Regions from separate parts of the Mus musculus genome. Here region 2 is linked to region 1. A link is a loop called in an ENCODE intact Hi-C map of the cell type or tissue named here. Cell type or tissue: left cerebral cortex. All regions are shown on one strand. Each heading gives the region's core, and the rest is flanking DNA. Links, peaks and the distances in the headings are about the cores only.

Region 1 (10,867 bases), core at 1,325-9,324:
ACCTAGTTCTCATGTGTGAGTTTCTCTGACTGACTTCCTTGAAGGAAAAAAAAAACACTCTTCTAGGGGGTGAAGGCATCTATAAACACAACTAAAAGAACACCTTTGTTCTTTTTAAGAAATATTTTTAATTACTATTTTATTTGTGTCTCCATATGTGTACATCACTTTCCTGTGTGGTGGAACTGGAGTTACAGACCATGTGGTTGTTGGGAATGGAGCCCAGGTCTTCTGGAAGAGCACTCAATGCTCCTAACTGTTGAGCTACAATCTCCACCCTCCTTCTTTTTGCTTAAAAAATAAATCTGCTTTGACTTTGAATGAGAAATAACTGCCTTTTAAATTTTATTTATTTTTAATTTTTTCACACTCCAATTGTTACCGGACTCCCTGTCTGCCCTCCCACAGTTCCTCGTCCCATCTCCCCCACCCCTCTAAGAGAATGTCGTCCCCTCCCCAGCACCCCCACCCCCACCCCCACCCGCCCGCCCCTCCAGGCCTCTCCACTCCCTGGGGCCTCAAGTCTCTCAAGGGTTAGTCACATCCTTTCTGACTGAGGCCAAACCAGGCAGTTCTCAGCTGTATATGTGTCAGGGGCCTCAGAGCAGCTCGTGTATGCTGCCTGGTTCTCCAAGCCTTCTTTATCTGCAGCTGAGAAACACGTTTCTGGAAGGAGCAGGGACTATGACTGTATTTCAGGGAGCCTGATCAGCGTTCCAACAGTTGGACACAGAGATGGGTGAGAGATGAAGCTTCAGCTGGAAGTGGCTCCCTGAAGGATGATTGTCCATCACACCTGAAAAGGCTTCTTATTCTCCAGTTCCATGTAGGGAGCAAGGCGTAGGAAAATAGTTCAAGGGCTCTCAAGGTCCATTTTCCAAATGGCTTTTTCAGAACTACTGTTGGGATCTACTGCCACCTGGTGTCCAAGATAGGATAGAGCAGGCCCCTTTCCTGCCTTTCCAGCACTCAGCCTAGCTTTGTTCCCTAATGGGTCGCCAAGACAGATGCTGTTTGGGATATGTGGAAAGCAAAAGAAAGAGCGAGGGCAAGTACTGCTTTGAGTGTCGCAGATGCTCTTTTCTATGTTGTCAGGATTTCCATTTCTCCAGAGTGCCTCTGGGAATGTATCTTTTTCTGGAGCACTACAGGATTGGGTTTGCCACACCCTCTTCAAACTCTCCACTTATGCACTCTCTCATATGATGACTTGAGTGTCTGTAAATCTCTAAGCCAGACCCAGGAAATTGCCCGTAACCTTTACAGTGAGCAAAAGAGTCTGCTTTTCCATGAACTCAGGCTTAAGTGATGTTTTCCTCCTAAATGGCCTAGAGTTATACTTAGGATTCCTGTAGCCCCACTAAAAGGCTGAGAGATAAGCAGATGTTCCAGAAAAGTCCATTCCACAATGTGTTGTGAAACTAAACCTGGAGAAATTAGAGCCCAACTGCAGTCCCGGATACCCAAGAGGCTGAGGCAGGAAGATCACAAACTCAAGACCAGCTTGGATAACAAAGAAAGATCCTGTCTCAAATTTAAAACAAAAGCCACTGACTGTTCTGGTGAATCCTCACAGTGTGATAATAGAGAACACACAGGAGTAATAGCTTGAATGGCAATGACCGAGTTGAGCATTGCAAGACTGAGTTAAGGAAGATGGTACTCTTTCCACCACAGTCTCCAATCCTAGGGATTCTTCAACCTTGTTTCTGTCATAACCCATCCCAGGCTTAGACTTGAAGGCTCTTCTGTTTGTTTATAAATTCTGGAACAGCTCTCAGTTTATACTCTAAACTAAAGAAGGCAGTTCTCAACCTTCCAAAAGCTGCAACTCTTTAATGCAGTTCCTCATATTATGGTGACCCTCAACCACAGACTTATTTTTGTTACTATTTCATAGCTGTAATTTTGCTACTGAATTGTAATGTAAATATCTGCGTTTTCTGATGGTCTTAGGCAACCTCTGTGAAATGGCTGTTTGATCCCACAAAGGGGTCAAGACCCACAGGTTAAGGACTGCAGATATTGATGAGATTATTGATGGAGAGGGTACATAATTGCAGAGGGAAATGAAAATAGCAGAAAGAACAAAAAAGAGAGAGAGAGAGAGCCATCTTTACGGTGTTTTGATTCCTAGAAAGCTGCTTTTTTATTTGCATAGGCTCCAACTCTTCCCTGGTTCCCACAAAACGGGGGTCCATGAGTAAAGGCCCTTTAACCATACTCGCCAAGATGTGGACAAGTCCCTTTTTATCTTTCAGTTAAGATACTTTTCAAGCCTGGTGTGGTGGCACATACCTTAAATCCCATCACTCAGGAGGCTGAGACAGGCTGCTCTCTGTGAGAGGCCAACCTGGTTTACAAAGTGAATTCCAGGACATTGAGAGCTGTGCAATAAAGAAAACCATGTCTCAAAAAATGTTTCTTTTGGTTTTTCAAGACAGGCTTTCTCTGTGTAGCCCTAGCTGTCCTAGAACCCTCTGTAGACCATGCTGGCTTGGAACTCAAGAGATCCACCTGCTTCTGCCCCCACCCCTCAGTACTGGGATTAAAGGCGTACGCAGGCGCAGCTCAAAAAGACCCCCCCTTCCCTTTTGAGATAGGGTATCTCCATATTGCCCAGGGTTTCCTGGAAATATGTGGACCAGACTAGCCTCAAACTCACCAAGATCCTCCTGCCTCAGCTTCCTGAGTGCCGAGATTAAAGGTATGGGCTACCAAGCTTGGCAAGGGAACAAGAAAACTTCCCAAGTAATGTTTGTGGGTCACCTCATAAACAACAACACATTTTACACAGATTGACATATTTTATCTTGTAAATTGTAAAGTTTTAAGATTTCTGATCCTGAATTTACATTGAACCTATTCAAGGAACTTAATCAAATCAACTTTTCCAAACTAGAGAGGGCTCAGGCATTGGACCTCACTCACTACCTGGAGCTAAGCCTGGCATGGACCTTTAGGGATTAAGAGTGGTGGGCAGTGAGCAGGGTGTGGTGGCGCACGCCTTTGATCCCAGCACTTGGGAGGCAGAGGCAGGAGAATTTCTGAGTTCGAGGCCAGCCTGGTCTACAGAGTGAGTTCCAGGACAGCCAGGGCTACACGGAGAAACATTGTCTCGAAAAACCAAAAAAAAAAAGGTGGTGGGCAGAATCGGCCTCCCTTCCTGGTCTCCCAAGCCTGTCAAGACCCGGGTGGGTGCTTTTATTTTGTCAAGTGCTGCCCTCCTGTAGTTCCTCCAACCACTCTAGCCCAGGCTTCGTCCACCCCTTTTCAGGCTTGCAGAGGGGGAAAAAAGCCCAGGGAAGACCCCGCCCTTTCCCAGAGCTGTACGATGTGTTTAGAATATGGCTGATAACTAAGACAAATGTGCTTGCGAACTGGAAAAAAAACAACTTGGAATCCTGACAGCTTTCTGAAAATCCGGCCCCATGATGGCCGTCCCTACTCTTTCTTAGCTAGTCTTTCGTTTTAGTGCTCAAAAGTGGCCATGTGACCTTGACGGCAAACGCCATCTTCCTGCCAGGGGGCCCTGCGCGCGTCCGTAGCCTTGGCCGCCGCCAGCGCCCAAGCTTTTCGGATCTCAGCAGCTTTAGACCGCCTCCCAAGACCCCTTTTCCGGTCTGCGAGGCCTGAGAGACTCTCAGATCATTGGTGGAGAAAGTATGATTGACACCATCCCTGTCTAATGACTGGCTACCTCTTTTCCCGGCTCTGATGACTAGTTCCGCTTCCTTTCCCCGAGTCTTTTTGATGACTCATCCCTCTGTCTGCGCTGCGCAAAGTGGCCTTTCCCGGCCCCGCCCCTGCTGCCCGCCACCCTCCGCCCCCGCCAAAGAGAAGGAGCTTCGGGAATTTTATCTGAAGGCGCGCGCGCGCCCGCGCGCCCCCCTTCTCCGCCCCGCCCCCCGCCGCCGCCGCCAGCGTGCGCGCGTGCGTGTGTGTGTGCGTGTGCCTGTATGTGTGTGTGTGTGTGTGTGTGCCTATGTGTGTGTGTGTGCCTATGTGTGTGTGTGTGTGTGTGTGTACTTGAAGCTAAAACACTTATTTCCGCACAGGAAGGAGTCTCATTTCCATATAAGGAGCTTAACCCCTCACTGTCCTTTGAGGTTTCTGTCTTACTTGTTGGAGGCCGGGGAAGGAAAAATGATTGGGAGGGGGACTGCCTCGGCTTCCACTTCAGCCCCAGATCACAGGGGGCTGCCTTTGCTCCAGCTGCCAGCCACTCTGAGGGAGGAGCCTGGAAAGGTGGAGTTAGGTGGAGGCTTTCGGATCATTCTGTAGGTCTCTGGGGACATACGTGTCAATCATATAGGACAACCTTAACAAAGATTGTAATCCTAAAGAGGAATCCAGCCTTCGGTAGATAATGGAGAAAACAGAGAGCCCAGGCAGAGCGAAGAAGCTGCTGGATTCAGATGAAAGGATGGATGTCTACCTGAGCCAGGGGCCCTATGTCATCCATGCTCCTGCGTGCCCTTACAGCATGTTTTCCCCGACTGGGTTAAATGAAGCCAGAAGCTGTGTAAAGGGAGCTGGCTACACTTGTCTCCTTTAGGCTGCTTCCTGTAGTCTCGTTTTGCTTCTTCATGCTCAGACATCACTTCTCCGCCAAGTTTCTTATCCCACAGGTAAAGCTGCCTGAAAGTAGCAGTGTAGCCTAGGGTTTCATAGGCTCTGTGTGCAGTAAACACCCATAAGCCTGAGTATTGCATCAAAGAATGGAGATTTCCGAACCACATACACTGAGGTGTGGTGGTTAGGAGGGGGCTGAGTTTTTATCTTCCATCTCTAGTTCTCCCTGTAGAGGTCCCCTGGCTGAATCCCACCCACCGTTCATTTGCATTGTCCAGGCTCGACCCTCTACCTTCTGCATGGAATAGCCAAGGAACAGGAAAGAGGCAACATGTGTTTTGCCCATGCTGGGGTAAAGGGTCAGTGCAGACACAAATCCTCCTTGGCTTTTGTTTCCGATTTTGACCATTTCAAGAATCAGCACACGAATGGTGGAAATTTAGACTTTTCCCATTGCGCTGATAGGCTGTGTGATCCTCTGCCGGGATGCTGGGCTGTGGTATAATCCCCCTGGCAACTGGAATATTCTACTAGGAGACGTGTACCCTTGCCTAATGCTATCAACTGCTTCCAGTTTCTCCTCTTTATTATAAAGCGTTTCTCCACTCACTGCCTTGCCTTTGTTAATTTACCCACGGTACCTGCTCTGATGGTCAAAGACAACCAGGGCTGAGTGACACTGAAGATGTAGAAGGTTAACACATGATGGATAAGAGAATGGGGAGCAGGCAAGTGTGAAAAACAGGCAGTCACAATGTTTTATACTGTCCACATATCTGGGAGTAGCGCTAGTGGGGAGGGGCGGTAATCACAGTAAGTATAATGATTGTGGTACTTGTCAGTCTTAGATGTTTCTAGGCAGATTGGGAACTGCAAGGCCATTGGCTTTCAACTGTAAGAATTCCTAGAGGATGTTGCATTTGTTTTAAATATTTACTAATTTGTGTGTATGCTCACATGCATGCGTGTGTGTATGTGTGTGTGTGTGCGTGCATGCATGCCATTGCACAGATGTGGAGGTCAGAGGACACCTTTAGAGAGTTCGAGTTCTTTCCTTTTACCATGAGTCTCTAAGGGAAAGAACGAAAGTTGTCAGGCTTGGTGAAAAGTGCCTTTAGATACTGAGCCTACTTGTTTTCCAAGATGTGATATTTAAGAAATAGCCCAACAGAAGCTGGAAGGTGGGTTGTTAATTAAAAGCACAATCTTGCCAGGCATGGTGGCGCACGCCTTTAATCCCAGCACTTGGGAGGCAGAGGCAGGTGGATTTCTCTGATGCCCTCTTCTGGCCTCTTCAGGTACTGCATGCACATGGTACACAGGCATACATGCAAGCAAAACACCAATTCACACAAAAATTTTAAAGGGGATGGTGGTGAAAAGATCATCAATTAACAGCACTTGTTTTTACAGAGGACTTGGATTCAGTTGTCAGCACCCACACGGTCCTCCAAATCTCGAGCCTCAGGAGCTCCAGCACCTTCCGAATTAGGAGGGCACCTGGAGTGCTCCTGCTGCCCAGATGTACCTGTGAACAAAACACTCACACACATGAATAAATCTTAATTTTTAAATGTTTAATTAGTGTATTTAATGTATATGAGTGCTCTACCTGCATGTAAACATGCGTGCCAGAGAGGGCATCGGACCCCATTACAGATGGTTGTGAGCCTCCATGTGGTTGCTGAGAATTGAACTCAGGAACTCTGGAAGAGCAGACAGGGCTCTTAACTGCTTAGCCATCTCTCCAGCCCATAATATTTATTTATTTATTTATTTATGGTTTTTCGAGACAGGGTTTCTTCTCTGTATAGCCCTGGCTGTCCTGGAACTCACTTTGTAGACCAGGCTGGCCTTGAACTCAGAAATCCACCTGCCTCTGCCTCCCGAGTGCTAGGATTAAAGGCGTGTGCCACCACACCCGGCTCCATAATTTTTTTTTTAAGAGCAAAATGAAAAGAAAAAGTAGGCCAACAAAGTGACCTTAAGGGTTTGCAACCTAAGGTGCAAGTGGGACAGCAGGAATTGTTATTTCTTCTCCTCCACCTTTCTAACACACATTGGATGAACGGCAATCCTGTCTTCAATACTGGAAATGTAGAAATTGTAGTCACAGGATATGTTTTATGTGCCAGGTACTGTGTTATGTGCCTTAAGGAAAAAGCCTTGCCTTATGCTGATTCAATTTACAACGTTTTGGATAATCCAATGGGAAGAAATCAATAAAAAATGATAGAAATTTTGACTTTTCCTAGTCTACTGATGGGCTGTGGGGTCCTGTCAGGATGCTGGGCTGTGGTATAATCACCTTGGCAGCTGGAATATCCGACTAAGAGACTTATGCCCCTGTCTTCTGCTACCAGACTATTTAAACAATGGACAGCAAAGAGTCAAAATTTCCCAGTAATCTTTCCCATGCTAGGAGAAGGGGAAACGTGAAGTCCTGATGGCAGCCAAAGGAGGAACTTGTTTACCAGGAAAATATTCCGTATAGTTCTGGAAATTTATCAGACCATCTTGTTGAATAGACTGAGTCAAACCACACCTTCAAAGGGCTACTTAAGTATACATACATGTCTCTTGCCCTTCATTGAAATTTGAATTTCATGTTAGCACCCCAGAAAATGGCCTTGGGGGGGGGTCATTGGATCCTTTATTTGTTTCACTTCTCAAAGTGATCCCATTGAATAAATCTCTTTTCTCAGCTTTCTCTAACACTTGTCTCTGGTTGGTGAGACAAGCAGCTAAGTGTACGTAGCTTGTTGAGATTGCCAGAGGTGCAGCAGCTTTTCCCTAAGAACTCCTGTTTACAGTGGAAGTGAGCCCAGCTCCTAATCAGCTGAAGGTTCGTGATCCTCAGGGAGAACATTAGGATTCCGTAGTATATTGAACTATGATGTTTGATAGGTTCAGTATATTAAAGAACCTTTCAACCTAGGATATTTCCAACTTATGAGGTTGGATTGGAGCTTCTGACCCTTCCACATCTGCTCTGAGTGTTGGGTTTACAGGGCTGTGTCACCATGCTTCCTATGTGTCACTCAGTTCCCATGGTGGAGCTAGTGGTGTAGTTCAGTAGATAGCAGTTGCCTAGCATGTGTGAGGCCCTGGGTTCAATCCTCAGCACCACAAAAAAATTACAGTGATCTTCTCATGGTATATTATTACCATTATTATTGGTTTTTTTCATGACAAGGTTTCTCTGTGTAACTGAGTACTGGTTGTCCTGGAATTTAGTGAGCACTTTGTAGACCAGGCTGTAGGCTCACAGAGATCCAAGTGTCTCTGATGGCATAGGTATTGTTATGCTGCTCCCCCCCTTTTTTGATACAGGGTTTCTCTGTGTAGCGCTGGCTATCCTGGAATTTGCTCTGTAGACCAGGCTGGCCTCAAGTTCATAGAGATCTGCTGGCCTCTGCCTCCCAAGCTCTGGGACTGAAGGTGTGCCCACCACAGCCATCTTATCCCTCTTATTTAAAAATGTATATTTAAGCCGGGCGTGGTGGCACACGCCTTTGATCCCAGCACTCGGGAGGCAGAGGCACGTGGATTTCTGAGTTCGAGGCCAGCCTGGTCTACAGAGTAAGTTCCAGGACAGCCAGGGCTATACAGAGAAACCCTGTCTCAAAAAGCCAAAAAAAAGTATATTTATTTTGTTATTTTTATGTGTCTGTTTCTGTGTGTATGCTGCCTATGCATGCATTCCTTGTAGAAGCCAGAAGAGAACATTAGGTCCCCTAGAGCTAGAGTGGTTGTGAGCCCTCTGAAGTGAGTGCTGAGCCATCTCTCCAGCCCTATCCTGTCCATTTTCTAGATAATAAAGCTGTGATTCAAAGGGATAAAGTGACCTGCTCCAAGATCATTAGAGTAGTTGTAAGCAGAAGAGTTGGAACTTGAACATTGGAAGTCACAAAGTATAGCCTATGGTGGTGGTTTGTATATGCTTGGCCCAGAGAGTGGCACTATTAGGAGGTGTGGCCTTGTTGGAGTAGGTGTGTCACTGTGGGCATGGGCTTTAAGACCCTCATCCTAACTGCCTGGAAGTCAGTATTCTGCTAGCAGCCTTCAGATGAAAATGTAGAACTCTCAGCTCCTCCTGCACCATGCCTGCCTGGATGCTAATGGACTGAACCTCTGAACCTGCAAGCCAGCCCCAATTAAATGTTGTCCTTATAAGAGTTGCCTTGGCCATGGTGTCTGCTCCCAGCAGTAAAACCCTAACTAAAACACTTACGAATTTAATTAGAATGCTCTTCTCAGTCTTCTAGTTGGGAAGTTATAGAAATAGGACTCATCCTGTAAGAAGAGAAAGCAGAGCAGGGGGAGTTAGAAATTGAAGAGCACAGGGTAGAGCGGAAGATCCCAGAAGTAGCAGCAGAGCCCCTGGCTGTCTTTTGAGCAGTCAGGTAGAACAAACATGTGGGTGTGCAGAATGCCCAGAGGGAGCCCAGACAGGCAGGTGGGGTGGTTGGCAGCCACAGTGTCTGGCAGCCAGTGACAGAGGCCCTGCCATAGGGTCTGGGCTTCTAGAACAGGATGTCAAAAGGTCTAGCAAGAACTAGAGGGAACATTATTCCTATAAAGACAGAGGTGCTTCACAGGACACCAAGGTAGGACTCGAACTGGGAATATCAGACTAGGTGCTTAAGGTAGGGGCTTTTATCCAGTAGAAAAGAAATAGCCCAATTATTAGAGCTAAGGACCAGCTCCATTGATTAACCTTTCTTACTACTGATTTTTTTTTTCAGTAAATTGTTGGCACTTATGTTCCTAATGCTGTGCCAGGAACTGGGCCAAGGCACATTCCAATAGAGGGGTAGAACCTGTAAAGCAGGCATGTGCAATGCTGTGTGGGAAGTTCTCACGTAGAGGTGCAGACTGATGGGGTGGGGTAGGGAGGCTCACTGTTGAGAGAGTTTAAAAAGGGAGTTTATTGATCACTAATTGGAGGCCATCCTGGAATACATGGTAAGAGCCTGTCTCAGAAAACATATGTGATGGGTGGTGAGATGGCTTGGTAGGTAAAAGTACTTGCATCAACCCAGAGGACTTGAGTTCTATCCCCAGGACCCACCACATGGTAGAAGGAGAAAACCAACTCTGGCTCTGACACCTCTCTCTCTCTCTCTCTCTCTCTCTCTCTCTCTCTCTCTCTCTCTCTCTCTCTCTCTCATACACACACACACACACACACTAAATGTAAGAAAAGAAAGAAGCAGAGAGCTGGGTTGATTAGGAGCACTTGCTGTTCTTTCAGAGGACTCAGCTTTGCTTCCCAGCACTCTCGATGGTCAGTAATTCTAAACTCAGGGGATCTCACGCCCTCTTCTGGCTTTATTGGGAACAGCCCGATGCATACACATAAAGAAAAGAAACTGAAAAAGAAAACATTACACCAACTTGGGTACCTGTGTGTGTTCGTGTACTGTTCTGTTCTGTCCTAGGACTTTAAATAAGAGACAGTTGTCTACACTCAAAGTGTGCAAAAACAATGGCCAAAGTGAACAAAAATTTGAAACAGTAGTATTCCCTCCCCATTTGATGCTGAGTCAACAGTTCATACTGGAAAATTGTATTTGAGAGGGAGCAGTGGGGCACTCGAGTCTGAAGCAGCTCAGAGGTCTGGATATGAAAGGCTTTTGTGGGTGCTGTTGAAGATCTTCGGGTTTTCCCCAAAGTAAAGCCACGTGTAGTCTCTATATTAGTGAGTGATTGGTTTGCCTCTTGGCATTTTAGGAAGACCACATTGGAAACATTATCCAGCATCACTGGAAACAAGTAAGTCTCTCAGGATGTTAGTCCAATTGTGTGAGTAAGGAGTGGGGGGTGGGATGGGGAGGAGGGAAGCTAGCTCAGTGGTTAAGAGCACTGGCTGCTCTCCCCGAGGAACCTGGTTCAATTGCCAGCATCCATATGGTGATTCACAACTGCCTGTAATTCCAGTTTCAGAATCTGTCTCCCTTCTCTGACATCCATAGGTACTGAATGCACATAACACACAGACGGATATGCACAGGGAGTAAGACATGCACCCGTGCACATGCACACACAACCTAAATACATAAATAAAAACAACTAAAGGAAGCTTGAGCTAAGATTCTGACAAGTGAAAATTTATTTAGGAAAATGTTTCTGAGTGACAATGAATATAACATGATGATTGTTGTCAATGATCAAGAAAGGGGTTATTAATAATTTGAAAGATTTTTTTCTTTGAGAAACTACTAATATTATGACATCTTTCACAAAGAGATTAAGGACTCTAGAATGTGAAGCAGGTTTTCTACTGGGA
Region 2 (8,000 bases), core at 1-8,000, 110 kb before region 1:
GCCAGAACAGTATAGTTGACATACTACTGTCTTAAAAAAAATCAACAACCATGACAAGTTTTGCTTCTCCCAAAATGTAAATTATCAATATTCAATTACTAAATAGAAACCCTATCTATCTAGTTACCCCTTTCCTAAAACCTGCAGAATGAACAGCCACTATAGAAGTTGGTTTTCTGTAACATAATCATTCCTACATCTTAATCACTAAGATGACTCCTCAGGCTCTGGTGGAAAGAGGACCTTATAACAAATTAAAAGCCCAAATCTTCATTCCTGTCTACAAATTCTAAATGAAAATGGTCAAATACATCTATTAATCTAGGCTATATTTCTTCCCAGCCAATTCAGAGCAATGTGTAAGTAAGTAAGTAAGTAAGAAAGAAAGAAAGAAAGAAAGAAAGAAAGAAAGAAAGAAAGAACTACCTCTTTCTTCTCTACACAATTGCCTCTTGGCAAGAAAGGAGTATCTTGGAGTGCTGGTAGAGCCTCACATGATCCTTACTATATCAACTCTTACAGTCCCCAAGTCTTGAAATTGAAATCTCCTCCTCAGCCAAATAACAGATGATTGTCATTAGCTCCAACTTTACCCAAAATCTTCAAGGTCCAAGAAATATCAATGGTTGAAAATAGTCTGATATAAATAACAATTTGTCATTTAAACAATTCTTAAAATGGAGAGGGAGAATCAGGCTTTCTTTAGGATGTGGCCCACTGTATGTCCACAATGCTGCAGTGGATGGTCCCATACCTGAAGTATATGAGCAAAACAAATTGGACTGGATGATTTTGCTTTGTTTTTAAAGAAGACTCAAAGTTGAAGAGCTAGGGAGGTAGAGATGGATCAGAAAGGAATTAGGGGGGAATGTAGGTATGAATATGGTCATGATACATGGTATGAAATTCTCAAAGAACAAAAGCATTTTTTAAAAGGAATAAACAAGTGACCAAACATGATGACTAAGACCTGTAATGCCAGTACTTGAGAAGTAGAAATCAGAGGATCAGTAACTGAAAGTCACTCTCAGTTACACAGTGAGTTTTAGGACAACCTAGGCTACACGAAACTTAGAAAGGAACAAAAGAAAAGAAAAAATAAGAAACTAGAGGCTGACCAGAAGAATGGGCAAGTAATGGTGACAACTAAATGTGATTCCTACTAACCCAGATGGTAGGAAAGAACCATGTCCTTCAAGTTGTCCTCTGACATGCTCTGTAAACCTTCCTCTGGACACAAAATGAATACAAATGTAATTTCAAAAACCGTGAAGGGGGGGGGGGGGGCTGGAGAGATGGCTCAGTGCTTGAGAGCACTTACAGAGGACCATGGTTCAATTCCCAGCACCCACATGGCAGCTCACCACTATCTCTAATTCCAGTTCCAGGATGTATATGATTCAAACACATGTTTGAGCAAAACACTAAATAGACATAAGACAAATAAACCTTTTTTAAGTTTTTGATTTTAAAAAGAAACTGGAAACTTTCTTGAAAGGAAAGCCTCTGGTAATGACATTTAGAGACTGTTCATACAGTATACTAACTGAATTTTATACTATGTGCATGTATTAACTGTTATTAACTGTTTAAAATTCATCCATTATAGAAAAATTTATCAGAATCCCCTAAGAGGAAAAAAAAGACATTTAGGATCATAGGATTATAGATTTGTACTAGTATTTACTAAAGATATTGTGTTCCTTAAACAGTAGAAACATAATTAGTGAAAATAAAGTGAAAGGAGAAAGAAAACACAAAATTCAAGTCCACATTGAAATGTCCATATGTACAATGACGTGAGGCCACCATTGCACCTCTCCAGACTCCTCAGGCAGGCAGGATCCATTCCTGAATAAAATTAAAGAGAATAGCTTCATCAATATTTATAAAAAGGAGCTGAAGGGGTAGGATCAATGAGGAGTATGTGTTCAGCCTGAATTAAATTTCCAGGACCAGAAAAATAAATACAAATGACAAATGATTTTAGTACCTTTCTAAACACTAGAGTTCAATAAAACAGCCAAAGCCTCCAATCAACTCAAACCCACAAAATAAAGAAGCACCAAGAACTCCAATCAACATTGTATAACTGGAACTGTGGAAGACACTGAGGAAAATGCTGAGTATACGGGTTAGTCCCAGCACTTGGAAATCAGGTGCAGGTGGATCTGAGTTCCAGGAAAGCCTAATCTACAGAGTGAGTTCCAGGACAGCCAGAGCTATACAGAGAAACCCTGTCTCAAAGCAAAACAAAGTCTCAGTGTACATTTTGCATACTAAGTTTTGCAACTAAAGTTTAACAAGGTCGTGGAAAGAGCATGGACTTTGGAGTCAGAGAGTTGGTTTCAAATCCAGAGGTCTTATACATTACATGTACTTGGGGAAATTACAGAAACTGCATGCTTTCCTGATTTCTGTTTTTTAAAAAAGGTATACAAAAAAATAAAACCTAGATGGGCAAAGTGACACATGCCTTTAATCCTAGCATGTGGGAGGCAGAGGTTGGTGGATCTCTGAGTTTGAGGCCAGCCTGATCTACAAAGCAAGTTCCAGGACAGCCAGGGCTACACAGAGAAACTTGGTATCAAAAAAAAATTTTTTTTAAAGAAACTAAAACCTAGTTTGGGCTTGGCCCATAGTAGGGACTAGTTGGATGGTCTCTGTTATCAGAATTCCTAGAGAACTATTTCCTTACTAATCCCTAAGGTTCTTATGCACCTAGACAAGGTGAACAGACCCTAAAGGCACTCTTTACACTGAACAAGTTAGACTTAGGGTCCCTTGAGTAGTCAAGCCTTCCTCCATGATCACCTCTCTTCTATCAGTTTGAAGAAGATAAATCCCATCCTTCTCCAAAGAGAACATTTCAAATAGTCTAGCCTCCATAAAAACAGTTGTGCTTCATGCTGTGATGGCTTTCTGCCCCCTCTCAATTGAGAGGGTGCCATTGCTCCATAAGATTGTCAGGCACAGGTAGAACAAACATTCTTAATTCAATTCATCTTTTTAAAAAAATGAGAACTTCATATGACTCATAGATCTTCAAAGCTATTCAAAAGAGATACTGTTCGAAAAGAATATCCTGCATCTCTAACCTGAGAAGAAAACACAAGTAAAAAAGAAAAAATGGTTCTTAAATTTTTTTAATCTGTACCATTTCAACTGGGCAAAAAAAAAAAAAATACCTGTGAACCATGTACTATATCTTGCACTGTGGACTAAGCACTGTGGAGTAAGAGAATAAAGTCCCCTGGGGTGCAGACTAGAAGAAGCCATTCCTGGAGCCCTTCTGAAATGTCATGTATTAAAGTAACTACAGATTAGGGGAAGACAAGGCAAATGCTGCCTTTCCCATAAACCCTAAGTGAACGCCAATAAAACCTGAAGTCACCATTGTGGATACTTCACATCTAAAGGCTTAGCAGAGGATGGGAGCAGCAGCTGACAATCCCCAATCCCGGTGCAGGGCCGGGTTTCACGTGAGACATGACATTGTGGTACCTAAGAAACTTAAGCATAAAACAGTTCTCTCTTGCAGATGTCAATCTTACACAAGTCAGCAAAGCATTCTGTCTGCAAATTGCTTTTCTACTGCTCCCATAAGCCCACTGTCTCCCTTTCCTTCACTCACTCTTGCCTTGAACTAAAGGTTTTGCTTAACTCCATCATCCCAGAGAGATCTTATTAGGAAGAAGCTGAGCCCTCCTGCCCTCCCCCCTTTAGAATGGCTTCCCATAACCTAGTTTAGTTATAGAACCCAGCGATACATCGCCTTGGCTTTCCATCCCCCAGCCTTCTTCCATCCTCCCCTCCCGTCCTGTCAATCATGTTCTAGTCTACTTGGATTCCTCACTAATCTTTGTCCATCGTCCACACCCTGTCCAGCCATGCCTCACTTCTTCCTTGTAAGTACTTGTTTTCCTTCATCCCCGCCCCAAGTCCCCTCTGGACTTTTCTGTACCCTCGGGCCACAGCTGAGTCTGCAGCCTCCTCTCCAAACCTTCCAAGCCCTAACCCTCACATGACCCCTCCAAGGCGGCCCGCCGTTAGTCGTCCCCATGCCCCCTCCCCTCCTGCTCCGTCCTCCCTCAGCTGTCTCCCTCACCCCGTGACTCACCCGCATGCGAACCTCATAGGTGGTGAAGCGCGCGCGGCCCACGCCCACCGTCTGTGGATTAAAGATGTCTATCTCCAGGAAGTTACTGGGCGGCCCGTAAGCGTCGGTCAGGTCTTGGGGCTTCGAGTTAAGGCGCCTAGTGTCAGCCACTGCGGTGTCCGACATCTTTCCGAAGAAGAGCCCGGTACCGGCGAAGGGGGTGGGGGACAGAGGCCTGAGGCAAGAGCGCGCACAGCCCCTCCCGCTTGCAAAATAACCAGCCAACCCCCAGACGACGGCGGCGCGCACGCGCGCACGCATGCGCGCACGCACACACCGCCCGAGCCTCGGGCCCTTCACTCTGAATAGTTGCCATGCAGACTAGGGCTGGTACTCTATAATGCAAGCGTCATTCAGACTTCCGGGTGGTACTGGTAGCAGCCCCGGAACCTGCATCTCCAATACTCACTGCCCCAGTAGTTTGAGAAGCACCACACGCATGCTCCTCCAATCTGTGTCCCTCAACCCAAGAAATTGGCTCACCCCGTGCATCAATCAAGCAGTGGGCACTGCCCCACAAGCTATTATCCTAAGGTGATAGGCCGAAACCCCAGGTCCTTAAGTCCGGATTTTCCCTGAAAATAGAATGGTTTCTGGAAGGTGGGGTTCCAACAATAATAGAAAAAACGTAGACTGCAGGCTTACTACTTGTGCCACTGATAGTTTCAATTCAAGCTACACGCAAGTGTAAGCAATACATTGTGGTGCCCGGGAATCAGTAAACACGAATTGCGTAAACAATAAAGATTTCATGTTCTCACTTTTCAGGAATAGTGGGTGTATCTTCATGCCCCACATGTTGCTACATAACAACTAATTCCAGGCATATTCATTTCTTAACAAATTTCAGGATCTTTACTTCATAACTTCTGTCTATATGCTGCAGAACCCGCACTTGGCTATGCTGTGAGCTTGTTTGCAACCTCTCATGAAAGTATGTGTCTGCATGAGAACATCTACAGAAGAACATATTTACATACGTGTAAAATGTATTTGCACATGTTATGTACATACTAAGACAAAGTCTTACATTTATCCTAACTGTCCAGGCTTCCCTTGAACTTGTGGCAGTGCTCCTGCCAAGCCCTCTGGGTTTCAGTGTCACCATGGCCAGCTAGGAATTTTTGTGGTTCTTATGTAGTTTTGAGACACTGTCTCATGAACCCCAGGCTGCTTTCAAACTTGCTTTATAGCAGAGAATGACCTTGAAATCGGACCCTTCGGCCTGTCTCTCCCAAATGCTGTTTTGTGCAGTGCTATGGATCAAATCCAGGCTCTACAAAATCAGCTATATCTGTAGTCCTTAAACATACATTTTGGGGGGGGGGAGTTCAAGACAGGGTTTCTCTGTGTAGCCCTGGCTGTCCTGGAACTCACTCTGTAGACCAGGTTGGCCTTGAACTCAGAAATCCACCTGCCTCTGCCTCCCGAGTGCTGGGATTAAAGGTGTGCGTCACCACGCCCGGCTAAACATACATTTTTTAAAACTAATTTATATATATCCCTTCATTTTGTAAATTATTTATTATCATTTTAACTTTTAAATAAGTATTTTTGATGTGTCTGCATATTTTGCCTGCGGGTGTGTCCATGCACCAAGTGCATGAAGTGCCTTAGGAGGCCAAAAGAGGATGTCAGATCCTCTGGAACTGGAGTTACAGATGGTTGTGTGAACCACTTTGGGTGCTGGGACTTGAAGCTGGGTCTTCTGCAAGACAGCCAGTGCTCCTAAGCACTGAGCCATCTCTCCAGCTCTGCATGTCCCGTATTAAGGGGTAAACAGGTGGCAATTTTAGGTCCTCTTTCCTCCTCCCATCACCTAACCTCCTCTCCTACAAAAATAACCTCATATTACTGAAGACTGGAGTCTTTCAACAAAGCACAAGGGCTTATAATAATTAATTTAATTTAATATAACTGATATCAACAAACTACTTCCATGCCAAGCACTGTGCTAAATACTAAAAGACCTAGAGTTATGAAAGTTCCTGCTGCCAATAAGCTAACTTTTTAAAATATATATATATATATATATATATATATATATATATATATAGACAGTGTTTCTCTATGCAGGCCTGGCTGTCCTGGATCTTACTCTGTAATCCAGGCTGGCCTCAAACTCAGAGCTGTACCAGCCTCTGCCTCCCAAATGCTGGGATTAAAGATGTGCACCACCACTGCCCAAGAGTTAACTTTATAAGTAAAGACAAGCAAACAAAACAAATGTGACAAATATAAACAAAGTAGCATATACACACTAGGTTACTGAGCTGGACATGATAATGCATGCCTGTGCTCCCAGCCATTGGGAGATGGATCTAAGGGCTTTGGGAGTTTAATACCACCCTGTGCTACACAGCATGTTGGAAAGCAGCCCAGGCTATAATGGGACCCTGTTTCAACAAAACAAAACAAAACAAAACGGTATATGTTTCAAAAAATTGGGGGAAGACTTCCTAGAGGTGGACATATTTAACACATGGGAAGGTATAAAGGGATGTGGGCTGGAGCTATATATAGCTCAGCAGTTAAGAGCACTGATTTTTCTTGCAGAGAACCTGGGTTTGATTCCCAAAACTCACATAGTGGTTAATAACCATCCATAACTCCAGTTCCAGGAGATGCACTGCCTTCTTCTCACCTTCTTGTGCACCAGGCACACATGTGGTACCCATCCATACTTGCAGGCAAAGCACTCATATACAAAAAAAAATTTAATCTTCTTTTAAAAACCTTTTAAAGGCATAAAGGAGAAATAGTTCTGGAAATGGGGAAAGGCAATTTCTGGCACAGGAAATAACATATTTAAACCCATTGCAGGAAGAAACTCTACAGTATTTTTAGGAAATTATCACCAATTCAGATTGTGTAATGGAAATGTTTAAGGGATGTAGGATGTCTGGGGATGGGCAGAGAAGAGAATGAGTCCTCTATATTAAGCAATGTCTCTGCTTTTATGATAGATTATAGGCAACCACCAAAGGGTCTTAAGGAAAAAAGAAGTTAGAAAGACATGATCCTATTCATCTTAGAGGGACTATTTTGCAGGTAACATGAGAAAATATATTAAAGTTGAATGTGACTAATTAGGAAGGAACCTACAATAAGAAAGTGGTGAGGGCTAGAGGCATGGCTCGGTGGTTAAGAGTGAGCAATGCCTACTCTTGCAGAGGACATGGGTTCAGTTCCCAGCATCCCCATTGGGTAGCTCACAACCTTGGGTAACTTCAGCCCCCAAAATTCTGAGGTCTTGTGGCCTCTGAGGGTACCTGCTCCTGCAAATGAGCAGCACATATATGCACACATAAATGAAAGCTAAGGGGGAAAAGGTATAGAAGAATGAAATAGGATTTGTATTAGATAGAGATCCAGTATAGGGCTTAGTTAAATGTGTGAGCCATGAATTGAAACTGACTAGATTTTAAACCCTGCTCCCTACCTCTGTAACCTTGAATAAATTGTACAAAGTTTTCCTCATCTGTAAAATGGAAATAAAACAAAGGCTGGCATTGGTGGTGCACACCTTTTAGCCCAGCACTCAGGAGGCAGAGGCAGACGGATCTCTGAGTTCAAGACCAGCCTTGTCTACAGAACAAGTTTCAGGACAGCCAGAGCTACACAGAGAAACTCTGTCTCATAAAAATAAAAATTAAAAAAAAAACCAATAAAACAAACAAAACCTAAAAGCTACCATTGCAGCTGTTGTGAAAATTAAATAAAATAAAATATTATATTGCACAAAGTGGTTGTTAGTAACTTGTTAATATTTGGAGAAGGAGGAGGGGGAATTGAAAATGACCCCTGGTTTTCTGACCAGGCCCCATCAATCAACACTGGA

Evidence for each region. Hi-C counts contacts between places; a loop is a spot of excess contacts. Peaks named below come from ENCODE experiments on the same cell type or tissue, not always from the same donor. Only the 100,000 strongest peaks of a DNase experiment are listed, where the experiment ranks them.
Region 2: it touches region 1 in a loop (8-fold over the local background); 6 of 42 quality-filtered maps call a loop at or near these places.

What each region holds. Positions count from the first base shown.
Region 1 is chrX:101,328,942-101,339,808 of GRCm38, forward strand. It overlaps Gm31385 (a long non-coding RNA gene), which reads left to right and starts at 9,147. Exons shown (of 3, transcript XR_387011.3): 1 at 9,147-9,185; 2 at 10,312-10,353. In left cerebral cortex, for the core only: a CTCF peak has its summit at 5,867 (motif pointing left); DNase peaks (open chromatin) are centred at 3,659, 4,493 and 5,834; H3K4me3 peaks cover 1,295 bases; H3K27ac peaks cover 1,499 bases.
Region 2 is chrX:101,218,142-101,226,141 of GRCm38, forward strand. It overlaps Snx12 (sorting nexin 12), which reads right to left and starts at 4,422. Exons shown (of 5, transcript NM_018875.2): 1 at 4,121-4,422. The coding sequence starts at 4,285. In left cerebral cortex, for the core only: no CTCF peak of the experiment used is centred there; DNase peaks (open chromatin) are centred at 3,507, 4,160 and 4,489; H3K4me3 peaks cover 1,984 bases; H3K27ac peaks cover 1,402 bases.